Linked DNA regions of Mus musculus: region 1 is linked to region 2. A link is a loop called in an ENCODE intact Hi-C map of the cell type or tissue named here. Cell type or tissue: left cerebral cortex. All regions are shown on one strand. Links, peaks and the distances in the headings refer to the core of each region. The heading gives the core; the rest is flanking DNA.

Region 1 (9,692 bases), core at 1,176-9,175, 270 kb after region 2:
TTGTATATATAGATGCTGAGCCCATATGGGTCTGACACACTCCAGCAGATGCTTGGTAGGTGTGGATGATAACTTTCTGTCTTAAGAAACTTGAAGAAGTCAGGCATGGTAACCCATACCTGCAACTGTAGAACTCAGGACATAAAGGCTGGAGAAACGCAAATTTAGGGCTAGCCTGGACTACATAATAAGACACTACCTCAAAAAACAAAAACAAAACAAAACAAAAAAAAGGAACTGGAATATATGGAATATATTTAATAATTTTCTCAGAACCTGGAGTGGCATAGAGTTAACAGAAGCATGCAGGTACCTGTTTCTGTTTAATGAGGAGAGATTTAGATTCAGGAACTGGGCTGTTCTGTATGCATGTTACAGGAAGTGGGCGGGGGGAGAATAACATGCAACGAGTTATCAGCAAAGAGTCATTATGAACTGTCCTGTCACACCAGCTTTCTGAAGTCCATGTACATGTTGCTCAGGTTCTCTTCATGACCACAGCCCTCTCCAGATCATGTGTCTGCTTAGACACGCCCGCCTGCCTGCATGGTCCCACTTCCATTTGACTGCTGTAGCGAGTTGTCCTGTTACAGTGTGGGCCTTTCCGAGGGATCCACTGAGGTAGGAAACCTAAGTCTCGGAACCTTGTCCCAGACCAGAAGTCACAGAAAAGACTTGGGAGCAGGACTGAAATGTGAGAACGCTTCAGCACGGATTGTGCTCACTGATCCCAGGGAGAGTAGGCTGGCACCTCATCTTCTAGTAGATTAACATGTATATGAACTGGTTACCACATGTCCTGGAGCTGCGTCGTGTGTTGGCAGTATGAAACAGTAATGGGAACTCAAGAAGTGAGACTCCAGAGAACCAAATAACCCTATTAAAAAAAAAAAAAAAACGGGGAACAGAACTAAAATTCAGAGAAACAGAACAGAGACGTCTCAACTGAGGAAACTCGAATGGCTGAGAAGCACCTAAAGAAATGTTCAACATCCTTAGTCAACAGAGAAATGCACATCAAAACGGCCCTGAGATTCCACCTCACACCAGTCAGAATGGCTAAGATCAAAAGCTCAGGTGACAGTAGATGCTGGCAAGGATGTGGAGAAAGAGGAACACTCCTCCATTGCTGGAGGGACTGCAAGCTGGTACAACCACTCTGGAAATCAGTTTGGCAGTTCCTCAGAAAATTGGACCCAGCTATACCACTCCTGGGCATATACCCAGGATACACCAACATGTAATAAAGACACATACTCCTCTATGCTCATAGTTGCCATCTTTATAATAGCCAGAAGCTGGAAAGAACCCAGATGTCCCTCAACAGAGGAATGGATACAGAAATGTGGTACATTTACACAATGGAGTACTACTCAGCTATTAAAAACAATGACTTCATGAAATGCATAAGCAAATGGATGGAACTTGAAAATATCATCCTGAGTGTGGTAACTCAGTCAAAAAAGAACACACATGATATGCACTCACTGATAAGTGGATATTAGCCTAAAAGTTTGGAATACTCAAGATTCAATTCACAGACCATATGAAGCCCAAGGAGAAGGAAGACCAAAGTGTGGACGCTTCAGTGCTTCTTAGAAGGGGGAACAAAATACTCAGAGGAGGAAATATGGAGACAAAGGGTAGAGCAGAGACTAAAGGAAAGGCCATCCAGAGACTGCCCCACCCGGGGATCCATCCCATACACAGACACCAAACCCAGAAGCTACTGTGGATGCCCAGAAGTGATTGCTGACAGGAGCCTGATATGGCTGTCTCCTGAGAGGTTCCATGCAGCCCCAACGGAGTGAGCAACAATGTCAACTGGCCAGACCCCCTGGAGCTCCCTGGGAACTGGATCACCAACCAAAGAGTACACATGGAGGGCCCCATTGGCTCCAGCCCCATATGTGGCAGAGGATGACCTTGTTGGACATCAGTGGGAGGAGAGGCCCTTGGGCCTGAGGGTGTCCGATGCCCCAGTGTACAGAATGCCAGAGCAGGAAGACGAGAGTAGTTGGGTGGGCGGGGGAGCACCATCATAGAGGTAGGGGGAGGGGGAAAGGATAGGGGGCTTTCAAAGGGGAGACCTGGAAAGGGGAAAACATTTGAAATGTAAAGAAAGAAAATATCAACAAAAAAAAAAAGAGAGAGAGTAATGAGAGCCACCCCAAACTCTGACATTTATGGTATGTTGTTCAGGAGAGCAGCTTCCATTGCATTTTGTTTATTACCTAGACATTATTTAGAAATGCTGCAGTATATCATGGCTATCTGAGTGTGAAATATTCTTTTCTGCATCTGTTCCTGAAATAATTCTTCTGTGAGCATGTGTCCTGCTTAGATGTCTCTATAAACAACAGTTCCGTAGCTGTACCTGAGAAGACAAATGCTTTGACTGACAGCTGTTGTGTTTGGTTGCTTTCCAGTTTTAAACTGTGTGAATTTCTTTTTTAATGTTCTAGGGGAAAGCGGTGGTATTTGCCCCACGCCGAGGGAATACTTTCAACCAGTTTTGCAATCTAGCTGAAAAAGCTGGTTTCTCTCTCCAAAGACATGAAAATTACGATGAGCCCATTTCAAACTTCCACTCCAAGGTTAGTTCTCTGCCTGTGCTAGATAACACTTTAATCCGAGTTGCATTCTGACGAGATCATGGTCTTTTTGGCAGGTAACCTAAATATTTGATTAAAGTATTCTTTAGGTGTGTTGCTTCTGAACAGCTATTTGTATCTGGTTATTTTGTGTGGCAAAGCCATCTTTTATCTTTGCATGTCTATGAGGATTTTACAGAAATCATTCCTGTTTACCCCTTTCTCTGAAACAAACTAATCTTTTTCATTCATAATGGACTAATTTGCAAGATGTGAGAGGAGGTGGTTTAGCATGAGTGACAAACATGCATTTGTGTTTTCATGAAAAAACCTTGGGCTTCTAAGTAGGTTAAATGCTTAGCCGGACTGAAATAAATAGAAGGTGAGTGTCTAATTGTATCATGTTGGACTGTAAATCTTTATCACTGCTTGCTTTATGGCTGGGTCAGTTGACAGTTTGAGACTGTTAAATCTCATACAGAATTTCACAGTTGCGAGGTTATATGTCAGATTGAGGCGCGCGCTACAAGATTTAGGTCAGAAGCCCTTATCTGAGAGTGGGTTCTAAGCCTGCTTACATAAAGCAGTGTTATCAGCCTCTTTATTATTTATGTGCATGGGGCAATATAGGACACCAAGAGGCGAGCATTTCCTGGAAAAGTTTCCAGGGCTCTCACGTTTGCTGGTGCCCACCACGGGGACTAGCCTGACGCGGATTTCTTGTGTATATGCGTGCCTCTACAGAAGTCTCCCTTTGCTGAGCTCATCTGCCCTCAGTGAGAGACTCTGACTTGTCACGCTTTCACAAGCTATGACTACAGGAAAGTAAAAAAGCCCGGCCTTAATTTTCCCCTGGCACAATGTGAATAGCATTCTTTACTGCTCGGGACTGTGATATAATGTTGAAATATGTCAGCTACTGAAAAGTCATATTCAGAACGGATCAGATCTTCCAAGCGAGAGAAAAGACCCTTATTCTCAATTCCTAGAAATGGGTTGCCTTCTTGGCGTCTCCAGGGCTCCATTCGCCAGTGGGTGGGGGCAGGAGGAGAGGGAGCTTTGAGAACCGGAAGTTCAATGGCATCCTCTCACTGATGGAATTGGACCTCCGCCTTACAGTCAGAAAGCAGGAACCAACTGGCAAGTTATTCACATCTTACCTGCTCCCCCAGAATAATGCTCCCCTCCTTAGCCTCTCCCCAGAACAAAGGGAAGAGCTCTGAGAAGTTACCTGATGGGGAAGTGTCTCTCCTGAGTACCTTCAACTAAAGGAATGAGGTGGCCTCCTCTCAGAGTCAGGCTGCAACTGCGGGGTCAGCTGATGCTGCTGTGACATCCTGTCCGTCTTCTGGCCCTTCAGAACCACAGATGCTTTTAGTTTCTCAGTGACAGCTCAGGAGAGCGAAGGTGTGGGTGCTTCCACCAGCAGAGATGTTTGCCATTGCCCCCCTCCCAGGACCCCTTGTCTCCTCTCTGCAACATCTGAAGTAGGATGGGACAAGCAAGACACCTTGGTGCCACACACCCTCTTCTTTGTCTTAGAACTTGTCAGTCTCTAGTGGATGGCAGCCTCCTCCTTTGATTTCCAATGCCGTGCCCTACCCCGATAAGCACAGCACACTTAGAAAACCTCTGAATATGTTTCTGGCATCTATATTGTGTGCTGTACCAATGTGTACTGGGTAGGTCACCACTGACTGATGAGCCAGCCCAAACACAAATACATCTCTTTAAATAATTAAATGGCCTCAGGTTTGCTTACACGTCAAATTCTTTCCTTTGCTGACAATGGGCTTAGAAATAGTCTCCCTGTGGCTGTGGGGTGAACCTACACAGGAATGATGTACTGAGGAGGTAGAACCCAGGGAAGATGCTGTGCAGTCCTGGGTCAAGGGTATAAATAAATTGTGTGTGTGTGTGTGTGTTTAATGAGAGCTATTTCAGTTAGTTTGACGTCTTGCTTCTATCACAAGAATGCTCATCCCTTGTGTCCCCTTTTTCATCAGACTCACGATCCTACACACACACACACACACACACACACACACACACACACACACACACAACCCACCACCACCGCTGCCACACACACACACCAGCAGGCCCGGGACCAGGTGGAGTGAGTATGGGGTCGCCCCTGTTCCTGCTCCCGGAGCTCAGGAGTCTCAGTCCCAGCCCGTGAGACCAAAGGCAGTGAGTGCCCTGTCTCTGCCACTTCCACGCAGCTCCAGGAAGCTGAGGGCCGGCAAGGCTGGGGGAACCTCCTCCTTGGCGGCTTTTGTTGGCCGCGTGCTAATAGCCAGGGCTTAAAAGTTTCCCATCTTGAGCTGCAATCAGCTTTCTTCTTCTGCATCTCTGGCCAAAGCCCACCGTCCCTGGGCCGCTCCTGCTCCCCATCGGAGGAGCAGCGTTTCCCTTCGGGCTGCGTGTTATCCTCTTAGCCCTACTGTGTTGGAATAGACCGTGAGCAGCTGGAGGACTGTAAGACGCCTGATAATGCCGCTCTTTTCCGCTGTCCCGTCTTAATCTTGTTACACAAATGGTTGTGAAGAGATTCATGAATTTTAATTTTGCCCTCTGCATTAGCGCCTCACGTCACTCATACACAGCTGCCTTCTATGCCGAGTTTTTCACCCCTCCTCTTACAACAGGGGAAAAAAATTAGTTACAATCTTGGCAGTAGTGCAAGGTAAAAAAAAAAAAAAAAAATCTACCGATTTAGGCAACCACCCATGAAGCTGATTAACAGTCAGCGATCAGGAGGAACGGCTTTGCCTCTTAAACTTTTCACCTCTCATTGTTAACTGTGAAATTTTATTTCCGTTAAAAAGCAAGCCTGTAATCAAAACGGTGCCATTCTGTACTCTGTGCCCGTGCTTTTGTTAAACCGTACCCACACCGTGCAGCCGGCGTGCCCAGGAACCAGGCAGCCGAAGGTGGCGTGCGCTTTTAAAACAGCGCCTTTCTGCTTGTCCGGGCAACAGGAAGGGGAAAAAAATAATAACAACAAAACACTTCCCTCTCCTTCCCAGCCTCCTCTTGGTCCCTCCAGACTGAGAATCAAACCTCTTGCCCCATGGTGTGGTGCAAACCACGAAGACACAGGACTGTTAAGCCAGCCAGCGGTTTAGCCAGGAAGAGTGTGGCTTAGATTGAAATTACCTGGTGACACCGCTCAGAGGTTCTTTGGGGATATAATTTTACAAGCCACGAGTTGGGTTTTGTGTTGTTTTGGTTTTCTAACTTTGGCAAAACCACTGGGGGATTCTATTTTCTATATTTCTGTACTTAGCCCAGAAAAAAAGCAGGGTGGGTGCGGGGTGGGGGTGGGGGGGCTAGAGCTGTGTAGTCAGTACATTGTGTGAGCTGCACAGCCATATTGCACTTCTGCTTATCTATTCAAAATGCCACGTTACAAGTGGCTGGTGCTTGTAATCTGTGTGGTGTGCTGTTGATAATTGTGGATACTGTAAAGGGTAAACACTGAACCCCACTCCTGATGCTGTTCCTGCAGCAGTAAGGCTGAGTGCGCTACATCCAATTATGAAATGAACACGATGTGTCTAATAACAGCTATATAATTTAGTGCGGTCCTCAAAGACCCCGTGTTAACCTATGAAACTGAAGAATTGTTTTATTCACAATTTGCTTTTTGTTCCTATTTTTTTTTCAAGGTGCTTTCTTACTTCTTAAAAATTATAATTATCAGTTGAGCAAAGAATAAGTGGAAATACTCTTAAGTCTTGAGCCAGCATTTCCCCCATCCGAGCCAGCATCTCCCAACAGCCTTGTAGGTTTACTTGGTTCAGAGATACCCAGGCGGGTGTTTGTGAGGTGGGAAGACCCCCCATTTCCAGACAGGCTCAGAGGGAGAGCCAGGCTTGTCTGTCCCTTCCCTTCAGGCAGCCGAACCTCTGCTTTGGCCTCCAGAGGTCAGCACAGAATTCAAATTAAAACTGATTTCTAAACCATATTTACAGAAGAATTATTTATCCCATATATTACCTCAGGGACTTTATAAAGAGCTCATTTGAGGCTCTGGATATTTATTAGCACCTGGAGAGTGAGTAGGTCAGCTGACTCACAGAGTGATCAACGTTCCTTTATCGGGCCTGGAGAAAAGAACTTAGCTATGGTGGCCCCCTCTCCTCTCTGAGAAATGTTTCAATGATCTTGTTCCGTTGCTAGGGTGATGTGTGACTACAAGGTATGTTCAGAGCCAGAATGGACAGCAGAGTTGGGGAAGCCAGTTTCTTGGAATTCTCATGATGATGATTCTTAGACTAGAGAGTGAGGAACACTGTGGTGACAGGCTCTTCAAGCCCCGTTCTAAGTAGACCACTAGCCAGTTTGTGAGCAGACATCTAAGAAAGCAAATGGGCACCACCCTACTTCCTGTTCTTGGGAAAGGAGGCTGCGCGCCCTTAATCCATGCGCTCTAGAGGCAGAGGCGGGCAGGTCCACAGAGTTAGGTGCAGGACTGCTAGTCCTATACAGAGGAACCCTGTCTCAAAAATAAATAAGCAAATAAACAAATAAATAAATAAACAAATGAAACAAATAGGAAAGGAAGGCGGTGAGACTGGCCTTAGGTCCCAGTGGAGAAGGTGGACTCAGGACTCCTGTCTTTAATACTGAGGCATATCACCATTTTGGAATAGGATTTAGAAGAGACTTGTACTTGTAAAAGATGCAGGTAAGCATATCTCCAGCAGAATATGATAGTGGAGCCTTTCCTGAGACGTTTGTTTAGGGTGGCCAGTAGTGACTGATTTGAAATAATAAAAGAGTTGCTTTCCTGTATAGTAAAAAGACTTCTTATCCTTATAGATTAAAAATAAATTAACAATTAGCTCAAAAATATCAACTTAGAAACTAGCCAGGTGTGGTGGAGCATGTCTTTAATCCCAGAAACTCAGGAGGCAGAGGCAGGTAGATCTCTTGAGTTCAAGGCCAGCCTGGTCTACAGAGTGAGTTTCAGGACAGCCAGGGTTACACAGGGAAACCCTGTCTCAAAAGAAACAGAAGAAGAGAAGGAAGAAAAAGAAGAAACAAACTAATAAACTGCTATTTATAGAATAAGTATAAGCATGACTGTCAGGTTTATTATAACCAAATGAGGGGGTAAAGTGCACTTCACTTGTCATAGGCCAGAATGTGTGCTTGAGGCTTGAAGGTTGGTTGGGATATAAAATTGTATCACAGAAGGCCCTCACAAATTCGTCTTAGCACATCAAATGTTGCTGCTCTGTTGGAATATGTTCCTGGGAGTAGGCTGGGGTCCTAAATCACCACTTGCTATAAATGCCCCCAAACGAGACCTAGACAGCCTTTGAAATGTCTGAAGCCCACAGCTGTGTCTCGGTGCCCAGCTCTTGCGATGGTGTCCAGTTATTCCAATACTCTTGCCTGCTTAGAGCCCAGGGCAGCAAGGACCAGGCTAAGAGACATGCCCAGCGCCAGTCTGGAAAGATGAAGGTACCCCAGCTTTCCCTCAGTCATGGTGTAGTTTGGGTACAGTCACACAATCCTCACCCAAAACAAAACATAACAGCAACCCGTCCCCCACCCCCGATTCCTATGTTAATATTATCGTGACACCAGAACCACTAAAAACAATGTTGAGTTGCTTTCCTGTGATTATGTCTCAGAATTACATATTTAGGTTAATAAACCGTGATGTTAAAATTAACATTAATACTAATTTATAAAAATTTGGTATTTCTGTTATTTTCAGTTGAAAAAAGAAGGGTCAGACATATATGAAGAAAACCTGCACTACCCACTTCTGCTTATTTTAACCAAAACGGGATAGAAGAAAACATCAGATGCAGAGAAAGATTTCCACACTATATGAGAACTCCGCCACAGCGCCTCTGGGACTCAGGGCTCCACCCACTTTCGAACATTCCGCATCTTGGGACTCCGCCCATTACTCCGGCCCTCGGCAGCTCTCCCACCCTCCGCAGCGCGCTCGCTCCCACCAGTCCTTTTTAAGGAAGCTTGTTGCTCTTCCGTACCAAACCTTTGTGTGTTTTTCTGTGTCAGCAGCCTGTCTTAGATCAGAATTTGACTTGTGGAGCAATCTAAATAGTTTTCTCTCTAAAGCACAATTTCTTTTGATGATTTCCATCTGCCGCCCCCCCTCCTTTTTTTTAATTGCCTTTGTTCTTGTTTGGTAATAGTATTCTTTATCCACAAACACAGAAAGCATCACCCTTCTTTTCTGGATAAATAAACAAACCTTATTTTTCTGATATCTCAATTAATTGTTTCAATCTATCGTCTCTTGCTCTGTCTCTCTGTCTCTGTCTCTCTAATTATTTTTTTCTTTTTAAACAGGATGTTTTTTCCCCCTATAGATGTATAAGAAATGACTACAGCAGCCCAAAGCCTCGTAAACTGACCGTTTGTCCTCTGGACACAATAGCGTGGCCAGCCCTCTGCTCCTCCTCCCCAATTATGTGTGATTAGTCTCAGTGCGCTGTGTCAAGGAGGGGGAGTGCGCTGACTGCTTATTATCTGTTTAGGTACAAGAAGAGCACATTTAGGCTCTGACTATGAATGAAAAGTGAGCCTCTATCAGGGCTTAAATCTAACGCCGCTGGTCTCAGGCTCCCTCAAAATAGGTCTCTTCCAGAGAAATGTTGACTAAACGTTGGATAAACTACATTGCGACCAGGGGAAAGTAAGAAAGTAAGAAAGGAAGAAAGGATGGAAGGAAGGAAGGAAGGAAGGAAGGAAGGAAGGAAGGAAGGAAGGAAGGAAGGAAGGAAGGAAGGAAAGAAGGAAAAGAAAGAACAAAAGAGGGGAAGAAAGAAAGATCACACAATTAGCTTATTTAAAATAAGTATATAATGAGCTAAATACCTAATAAAAAATGGAAAAAAAATAAGTATATAATGTTAGTTTCAGGGATTTGAGTGTATAGTAAACATTTAATAGGCGCTACTCTGGAGGAAGCTTTGCTGCAGGGACCCCAGCCCATCCTGCCTGCTTGCTTACATGAAGTGCTCTAATGCCTTTTGTGGAAATTCAGATGTTTATCTGCAAGGAATCATCTGTGCCCACTTTGGCAGGAATGTCATTGGGTGGGTT
Region 2 (9,692 bases), core at 720-8,719:
TTTTTTTATTTTTATTTTTTATTCTAATAAAAATTCTATGAGCATCACTGTAATTTTAATAGCTTAATATTATGTTGTCTTGATTTTTCATTGCTTATTGGCCTCCTAATAATAGCCACCATTTTCTTTCTTGCCCTTTCGATGTCATAGAAAGCTGCTGTGGACATGGATTTATGGAGGTCTCTGAATCATTTCTCAAAGCTAGCATGATGCGCACATTCGGTGTATTGTTTAAATCTGTGGGAAAGTAAAGTTGCAGGAAGGGAGTCTGAGTTGAAGAGGCTCAGTCTATCTCCTCTTGCATGTGAACAAGTGTTCACAGACCAAGCCAGGCTCTGAGGATACCTGCAAGCCCCAGTTCCTGCCTCGCTTGCAGCGGCCCACAGCGGGGAGAGAGGGTGGGCAGTGTAAGAAAGAAGGCATTGCATTTGGCTTTTGCTGTTTTTGGCTTTTCAATACAGTTTCTTCTTGTAGCCTTGGCTGTCCTCTTTAGACCAGACTGTCTTTGAATTTACAGAGCTCTACCTGCTTCTGCCCCTGGAGTACTGGGATTAAAGGTGTATGCCACCGCTGCCCAGCTGACATTGCATTCTTGAAATTATACCATGTAGAAAAGACATTCTGAAACTTTTTTTTTTAAGCAAACAAACAAAAAACAGACTTTGATTCTTCAGATAGCAAAACAGAGGTTTTGTATTGATGAAACTAGATGTTCAAGTCAAATTATAAAATGAATTTATATGAGTTTTAACAGCAGATACATTATTCAGGCCCCCCCCCACACCCCAAAAAACACACCTTGGGTACAGTTAAATCTGCAGAGATCCTAACTTTGCTGAGATTCCCACTGGCAATGGAGAGATGGGAAAGAAGCCACTCAGTGCGCTCCTCTAGTGCAGTGAGTGAATGTGGGTAGCGATGCTGCCATCGACTGCATTTGGGGAGGGGCGGAGGAATGGTTTTCTGAAGATTGAACTGCCAAGCATTGTCAATATTACTTAAAGAAAGCCAGAGACATGAGTTGTTACTGTTGAACTCACGCTTTGGGTAGGCATTTCATTTTTTGTTATGCTTTGTGAAACTAATGAAACATTGTACTAAGAAAAGATACAGTAATAATTAACAATTAGAACCTCATAACTGTTTTATTTATCAAAAATGCACGTAATCTCTATTTTAAAATGTAAGCAATGGAGCCCTAACAGCTTCTGTGTGAGTGATTGTATCACTGGGCCAGCAAGATGGCTTAGCAAGAAGGTGTGCTCACTACCAAGCCTGACAGAGTGAGTTCCGTTCCCAGGAAACACAACCGAGTTGTCCTCTGACCTCCACACGCCTGACATGGCATGGCTCCCCCCAAAGTTTGAAAGAATTGGGTCATTAGTGAGGGATTATAGTGGTGGGTTTAGTGCTGTCACATCTAGTGTTTTGATACGGGTTTTTCTGTTGCACTGGTTGATAACAGAGTGCTGGGCTCCAGTGACCAACCACCCTCACCACTGACCCAAGTAGTCAACAGTGTATCAGCATCACACCCAGCTGGCCCAGGACATTTTTATAAAAGAGATCATTGTATTTAGTATATTTTCATCACTTTAAACTGTTTAAGATCTTAAAGTGTAGATTTAGCAAAATTCTATATCCCCAATAATGTTATATGAACATTAACATTTTTATCTTCTCTTTGTGGAAGTTTTTTGTAAGTTCCCAGAGTTTATGAAAGGTACAAAACTGTCCTCCATCCTTGCGGAGTCCTTAGAGGTGACCCATGGCCCATCTAAGCTCAATGTTATACTTACTCCTCGAGTTCCAGCCTAGCCCATCCCACTTCTTGCGGCGTGCACAAGCTGCTGAGAAGGTACAGGGTCCAATGTGGAGCCCTACCCAACAAACACAATGATACAGATGCTCAAGGAGATGTCACGGGGCTTTAGAGTCATGGCGAGCCCTTGAATTTAAGAGAGAACTCGGGGAGGGAGGGGATGGTGGGTGATTCTGTAACAACTGTGCTGTCTTTCTTTCCCCACCCCATGATGGATCAAGTTCTTCTCTAATAAATCCAATCAACGTTGGTCAGGACCTCTGCTAACCACACCCACAACTGCTGCACTGGGCTGAGGCATCCGCTCCGTGCGTGCTTTCCCCGTTTGCTCCCCACTCCGCTGAAATCTAAGGGCCTCATGCCCGTAACTCTTCCTTATTCAATGCCTGCTGGCACACAGATGACTTCACATAGCTGGAAACAAAGTCGTGCCCAGGCACAAGAATAACAGGAAAACCTTGAGTATGGAATTAGAAGTGAGGGTGGCACACAGGACAGAGAGGCAGAGAGGGAGTGGGGCGGGGCAGTAGGATGCGCATCCCATCACAGAGAAGCAGAAGCAGGAGGTTCCGGAATCTGGGAGGTGGTAGTGGGTTGTGGGAAGGGTACAGGGCTGCGGGAGGGAGGAGAGCCAATAAAATACTTTGTTTGAGAAGGCGTAATGAAACCTAAAACAGTGAATGTTAGTTTAAGTATTAAGAAAAAAAAGACCCGAGGTAGGATGGTAGATGCACTCCAGGAATGTATAGTTGGTATTTTAATAAACTTTGCTGTAGTGCTTACTAAAATTTATAGTTGAGAAAAATGTAACCTTTTATAGCATTAGCATTTAATAGCATATCGCATTAGCATTAGCTTAACAATATATAAGCATATAGCAATATCATATAGCATTAGCTTAACACTGCCATGCTGTATTCACTTAAAGAGTTAATAAATCTTATTAAAATATTATTTAAATTTTAAAGAAAATGGAGGCTTGAAAGATAAATCTTAGTAAACATTAGAACATATCATCTTGAGTGAAAAGTATAGAGTGTGTCTTATTTGAAAAAAAGTAGTAGTTTTCACATCTAGGTAAGAGTAGGTAGAAATCTGAAAGGAACAACTGGTCTACCCCAAGAAAAGCTAGAGACAGTGTATATTACAGGCATGCCTCCCCCAGAGGAAGAGGCCAGCCAGGAACCATTAGAAAAGGGAGCTTCATTAAAGCCAAAACAGAACCCTGTCCTATCTCATTGCCTCATCACTTAAGAATGTCCTGGAGAGAGATAATGTGTGACTGTTGGTAGAGATCCACCTGCTTGTTTTCCTGTGCGTCCCTTCAGATCAAAGCTAGCATGTCCTTTGAAACCTTTCTTTTGTTTCTTATTATATAGCATGCAGTACCTGAAACACTATTGCTTTGGATTTTGATACGAAACAAGACGAATCACTGTTTGAGAGAAAAGAATGGGGGTTACCTTGCTTGATTTAAAGAAAAGATTTCTTGGTAATATGTTTAAGACATCTAAGATGCCTTTTGTCCTTGGAGCAGCTCTGCAGTTCGGTGCTTGAGTCGATATTGCAATTTAATACTGCACCTACAAAGAAAATTACAGTTTTTAAACTGTTTATTCCAAGTGCTTTCAAAATGAAGACACTACAAAAGTGGTAAAAGTGTGCTGTTGAAAAAAATGAAGTAGAAGATTATTAATTCCTTAAAGATCAAGCATATTGCAAATTCAAATGATCCCACTCATTATCAACATGGGGTCTCTCTACAGGTTTGCATATTATAATATGTTCTTAAAATGGGATACATAATGACTTTGTAGATCAACTATTTATATTTCGTAGCAGCTGAATCCCTTTCTTGCTGTGAAATATGTTCATTTTATTGTGATAATATGAATGCATAGGAAGGCAATAAAGGAAATGTTAAATCGTGCTTCATTCAGGTTTTAAAAGAACCCTGTCCATTTTAAAGACTTTCGAGTAACTTAATTTTAAAAAGAAATTGTTTTGTGAAAAGATGCTTGAAAGCGTGTGTTCCATGTAGCAGGTCATCAATGTCTTTTTGAAACTTTTAAGACACTTCAGTGTGTGTGTGTGTGTGTGTGTAGGGTGCACATGCACCATTGCAGGTGTGTGAAAGTCGGAGAATCACTTGAGGGAACCGGTTCTCTTTCCTGCTACGTGGGATTGAATCCGGGCTGTCAGGCTTGGCGGCTGGCTAGCACCTTCTCCCAGCGAATCACCTCACTGACCCAGAGCTTTCTTTGAAATTAAATGATTTCCATGATTGGTCACTAGAAATCTCTAGTTTGTAGCCCACTGAGCTGGTGGCTTTGGACGTGTCTTATAATTTCTCTCTCTGTCCTTTACCTCATCTGTAAGATGGAGGTAATGTTCCATACAGTGTGTAAAGGGTCAGTGCTTGCACATAGAAGGTACCTAGCATAGAGCATAGGGTGGGTACTAACTATAGCATAGTGGTTATGGTCTGAGGGACCTACTACTTAGCAAGTTTTCATGCAGTTATATCAAAGGGAGTCTAAGTGTATGCATGGCATGGCACATGCAAGGAGGTGTGTGTGCATGCATGCATGCGTATGTGTGTGTGTGCGCATGGTGTTAGCCGTTACTAGCTTTTGCCATTTTCTGTAGTAATGGGTAATGGTTCACTACTCCATGAGGATGGTGTTTCTAACGGCACAACGGGCAGTATTCATTTCTGATACAGGCAGACTGAATGTCTGCTACCTGTTACAATGGTTTCTGCTTTGTTTATAATCTTTATTATGTTTTCTTTTGGAGATAGTGAAACCCTTTGTTTCTGTCCTTATTTATAACACTACATAGCTAACATTTAAAATGCTTTATATCTTTGACAATTACAAAACTGTTGGCTATTTTAGTAGACACAGGAGACAGTCAAAGGGAAGTGTCACTTGATGGTTACGATGAAAAGATAAAAGTGAACTCCTTTTCTTTTTAAAGAAAATTATGCCAGCATCTTCAACCCGTGTTGCTACTATTCAAGGTTTGAGTTTACGGTTCCATACAGTAAGTAAGTATATACTCTTGTTCTTAGGATGTGTAAAGTTACAAGAAACCTCATGAAAAGGCCAACTCTGTCATCACTATCCCAGAGGAATGAATTCTGGAAAAAAGGCGGTAGTTTGGGTAACTGGCATTTTGCACTTTCCTAAACCTTCCCCACCACCAGGCCCCGCCCCCGCACCCCCACTCCCGCTCCCGCCCCTTGCCGCGAGTCTCTGCAGAATACCTGTCTTTTCTGGTCTGGTTGGTGCAGAATGGCTGAGTGAGAGCAGATTAGCAATTTGAGCTAGACTTTGTGAGTCTGTTGTTTATCGTCATGAATTTTGCAGAGTTCAAGGAGGTGTTTTTTTTTTTTTTTTTAAATCCTCCCTATCACAAATCACCTAGCAGCTAGATTCAAGCGGAAGTTGGAGTTTATTTTACAAAACATGAAAAAGCTTTTAAACCAACGTCTTTGAGGTAAATCTGTAGCCAAAGTGAGGCCACCTGCTGTTTAGAAAAGTGCTTACACGCTCAGGACATTTCTGTCCCCAGTGGAGGAGCTCGCCGAGTAAAAGACTGCCATTGCAGATCCTGCCCGACAGGTGGCAGCAGTTCCCACAGTTTCAGAGCATAACAATAGCTGGCTCTGTGGCTCCAAGAATAAAGCTGTCATGAACTCATGGGATCTTTATACAGTAAGGGCTCTTCTTTGAAATGTGATACATGAGAAAATTACCATTAGTTTTTAGTTCCCCTTTTAAGGTTTAAGTAGCTTATCTTTTTTTTTCTTTTTGTAAGTTCCATTTTGTATTTGAAATCCTGCCCCCAAACAAGTGTTAACAGCCACTGCTTTTTTTTCTTTTCTTTTTTTTTTTTTTTTTTTTTTTTTTTGTGGTCTTGTATTATAAAGTCTGAGTCTTTGGGTTATCTAAGGGAAAGCTATGCTGCTAACTTCTGTCTCCCTTTTCTTCCCCCCTCCCCGTGCCCTAATTACAAGAATAATCCATTGTTAATTTTGACTGCTGCTGCGGTCTCCGAGAAGGAAATCCTAGCTGCTGTCTGTGCGAGCCTAATTTCCCTGTGCTCAGGAGTTGAGTGGTTAATGGTTTAACAGCGCCATTCACCTTCTAGGAGGCTTTGAACCAAATCGTAGCACCTCTGAGAGACTGATTTTGCAACTGTCTATAAAAAGAAGGGTTTTTGAATAATGCCTGGGGCAGCTTCTGATCCTCTGATAGCCGGCAGCAGCATACCTTTTGGTACACACAGACGCTTCCCCTGTCCGAAATGCCTTGTAGGTGTGGGGAGTGTGGGCTGCTTGTCCATTTTAATGGTAAAAGTGACTACCTAAAATGTATTCCCTGGTAATTGTCTTAATTCATAGAGGTACATTCTTAAGTGAACTCGTCTTTTTAATTCAAATCAAAATAGAATTAAGCCTACCTTCGAAAATGTTTTTTTTCCCAGAAATTCTGTAGCAACCACTGTCTTATTATTCAAATTAATCATCCAGAAACCTTAATGTGATAATTTATTCAAGTTAATATGAAAATCTGAGGATTTTATTTTTTTTAATTTAGAAAAGACTAGGCATTATTTATTTATCCATCTGTCTGCCTGTCCGTCCTCCAGCCATCTACCATGTAGAGATGGTAACAGTGGCCCGTTGTGTGCAGTTCATGAGCATCTTTGTGCATTTTGAAGGGAGTATCTCGAGCTGTTACTGTTTGGAGCTCATTGATTTTTTTTTTTTTTAATCTGTCACCTACATTTTTTTTTGAACTTTGCAGAATTATAGGTTCTTAGAGCGAATCTATTTCTATTAAGTAAGTATAGCATTGAACTATTTCAAATGAAAACATACATCTTCCTGAGCACTATCCACATCCACAGAAATGCATATGTTTAGTTCTGATAGATAAAGGGAATGTGGGATTTCATGTTGTAAAACATTGTTATTCCTTAAGAACAAGGTACATGCCTAAACTTGCCTATCATCTATAGACCGCAGCAGTTAGTCAACGCCTCAGAACAGCATAGGGTGATGTTCCAGTCAGAATCAGGCTCTACTGCCCTATCCACCCAGCGTGTATAAAAGGATGGTAATAAAAGCAAAGACGTTTCCTAAGAATCTCACATGCTCTAAACTGCTACATCTAAATAGTTATTAAGTAGCATTGTCTGCAACTTGAAAAATAGTGGTTTTTAAAGTAACTACTATGAGCAAGAGTATAAGTAAGTTTCTTTTTACTTGAATACTTTTCATGGTAAATATTGATAAAAATGTTTTTGAAGGAATAATGACAATTTAATAATATGAATTTTGGTCCTTGATGGATTTTGGCCAGGGTTGGGGGCGTATTTAAATAGCTAACCCCCAAGCCCGTCTTTGGAAGCTGGGCTCCCTAGGCTATCTGCAACCGTTCCTCTGTGCTTTAGAGATGTCCCACTCACCGGAGACCCAACATGCCGCAGCACAACCCCGTGGTTTCTTCTTTGTGGTGCTCTTTTAGAACATTATGTGAAAGTAATTTCAGTTCCTGTTAAACTGTGAGCATATTCAGGTAACCATCTTGTTCTAGCATGTAATTTTTAGAAGTATTTTTAGAAAAATGCTAAATGTCCTTTGGTGAGCCTACATGACTATTTAACAGCGATTCCCTAATGGCTAAGTTGATGTTTATCTTTGAAAGTAAAATCATTTTGATGAATGAAAGGCTTTTAATGAGTCTCATAACCTCTGAGAGCTTGGAGTTGATCCTGACACTTGTATGGACATTTAAAAATTAAAGTACAATGTATCATAAGGATTGAAAAAGAAATCAAGGTATTTGACTTAATTTAGCCTTATTTAAATCCATTCTAGAAAGTGCCATTCTTTGTAATTAAGATTTTTGCCGGTCTATTTAAAAATGAGTTTGCAGGTTATTTCCCCAAATTTAACCATCCTAAACTTTAGTCTTAATCAAGTATTATGTAAAAAATGTTCACAGAAAGGTTGGTGTTGGAGAGGCCAGGTTAGGATGAGCACCTTTGAGAGGGGAATTGGCCAGCTGGGACAAGTGTGGTAGACTGATTGGGAGAGAGCCAAGGGGAGGTACATACAGTGTGTGGTAGCGTGGGTCCAAGGAAACCAGGGAGACAATAAACCCATGACTCTAAGGAATGGGTGGGGAATGGACTGCCTCACTAATTGAGTTTCTCTATTTGACATGTTACCCATATGTGTCTATGTGTATTGTGGGCACGACACATACACATAAGCTGGTCAAGCCTTAGCGTATAGTAAGATGGGTGTTGATTTGAGTATACATTGGTATCAAAGTGGGATTGGTTCTGAGTCCCACTCACTCCAACTCCATGCCAAACCTCAGATGCTCGGGTCCCTGATGGATAGCGCATTATTTTCCCACGACAGATATGCATTCTTTCACATATGCCGAGTCATTTCTAGAGTGTTTATGATACTTAATACGAGTGACCCGTGACTGTACTACCTTGATGTGTTCAATCTTGCCTAATGTATTTGTTAGACTGTATTATTTAGGGAATAATGACAAGAAAAATAGTCTGTATGTGTTCAACACAGACAGGGTCTCCTCTGAGTATTTTCAATATGTGGAATACAAAGATACAGCTGACTGTACACCAAAAAGAATTGCTTCAAAACATGACTTAGTTGGCTTGTTGAGTCTGGAATCTGAATGGTCACGGGTTGTTTCTGTTTTTAGAGTCCTACGTATGGGCAAGGGACTCAGCAAGAGTTGAGCTTTCAGGTCACTTGTGTCCCAGATACATAAGAGTTTTGTTAATATAAATTCTGCATATTTAGTGTTGTACATATTTAAGTAAGCATATTTACAGGTATTTACTAAAATGTTATCTTACAGACATATTTCTGTCCTGCGTGGTACAGGGTAAGACACCAATGCCTCTGTTGTATTTTACTATGAATGGCCTTCTACAGGTTTCTGAACTCTAGAAATAGCTCACCCTAAGAGAACCCTCTCTGGACAGTCCTGAACTCTGTAGCCTCTGCATTAGGTATCACTGATGAACATGCAGATTTCTTTAGAGAGGGGAGTGGTTTGGAAAGGTTCATTCCTATCACATGTCCACTGGCTCCTCTTCATATATGATGTCTGGTTGCATGATCTCCCAACCCAGGTCTGTTTGAATTTAGCATTGCCAGCTGTGTCAGAAGGCGCTGTGGTTGCCAGTGTTGCATCCCTGTATCCGCTGGCCAGGTGTATAGCATGTAAGGCTGGCAAGGCCTGTGCCTGGGCAGTGTGAGAATGCAGGGAAGGCTCCTGACCAGCCCATCTGCTCGCTTATGTAAGCGGATACGTCCCCTCAGCGAGCCGAGAGAACAGCTGACATGAATTTGTGGGTCTCTTGGTCAGCACGGAAAGCGCCGTCCCCCAGTCTACTCACGTGTTTTCCTTAGGCTCTCAGAGAAACAGCAGCTCTTCCCCCTTCCCTCTCCAGTGTCTTCTTTCCAAGTCTTGCTATGTCTGCACTAGGCTCAGACTCCCGGGCTCACACGGCTCCTGTCTTCATGTCCCATGGAGTGGGCACTGTGGGCAGGTCAGACTACTTACGGGGAGACAAAGCAAAATCGAGATGCATTGCTTACTTATGAATTCAGCCAGCCACTTCTGAGCAGTGCTTGTGTGTGCGCACTCATGTTGTAAAGTGTGTATGCATGTGTGTGTACATATGTGTGTGAGAGTGTGTATGTTCTGTGCAAGTGAATGTGGATGCCAGAGGCCTGCATCACGTCTTCTTCTATTGCTCTTCATTGTTGTTATTATTAATTATTATTATTATTGACAGTGTCTCA

Evidence for each region. Hi-C counts contacts between places; a loop is a spot of excess contacts. Peaks named below come from ENCODE experiments on the same cell type or tissue, not always from the same donor. Only the 100,000 strongest peaks of a DNase experiment are listed, where the experiment ranks them.
Region 1: it touches region 2 in a loop (2.2-fold over the local background); 2 of 42 quality-filtered maps call a loop at or near these places.

Annotation. Positions count from the first base shown.
Region 1 is chr17:85,449,731-85,459,422 of GRCm38, forward strand. Camkmt (calmodulin-lysine N-methyltransferase) reads left to right here. Exons shown (of 11, transcript NM_028576.3): 10 at 2,466-2,597; 11 at 8,332-8,859. The coding sequence ends at 8,409. Among named protein-coding and RNA genes, the nearest start is that of Six3os1, 160 kb to the right of the region's middle. In left cerebral cortex, for the core only: no CTCF peak of the experiment used is centred there; a DNase peak (open chromatin) is centred at 5,072; H3K4me3 peaks cover 381 bases.
Region 2 is chr17:85,184,325-85,194,016 of GRCm38, forward strand. The region is part of intron 3 of Camkmt (calmodulin-lysine N-methyltransferase); the gene reads left to right. Among named protein-coding and RNA genes, the nearest start is that of Gm36826, 31 kb to the left of the region's middle. In left cerebral cortex, for the core only: a CTCF peak has its summit at 5,419 (motif pointing right); a DNase peak (open chromatin) is centred at 5,431.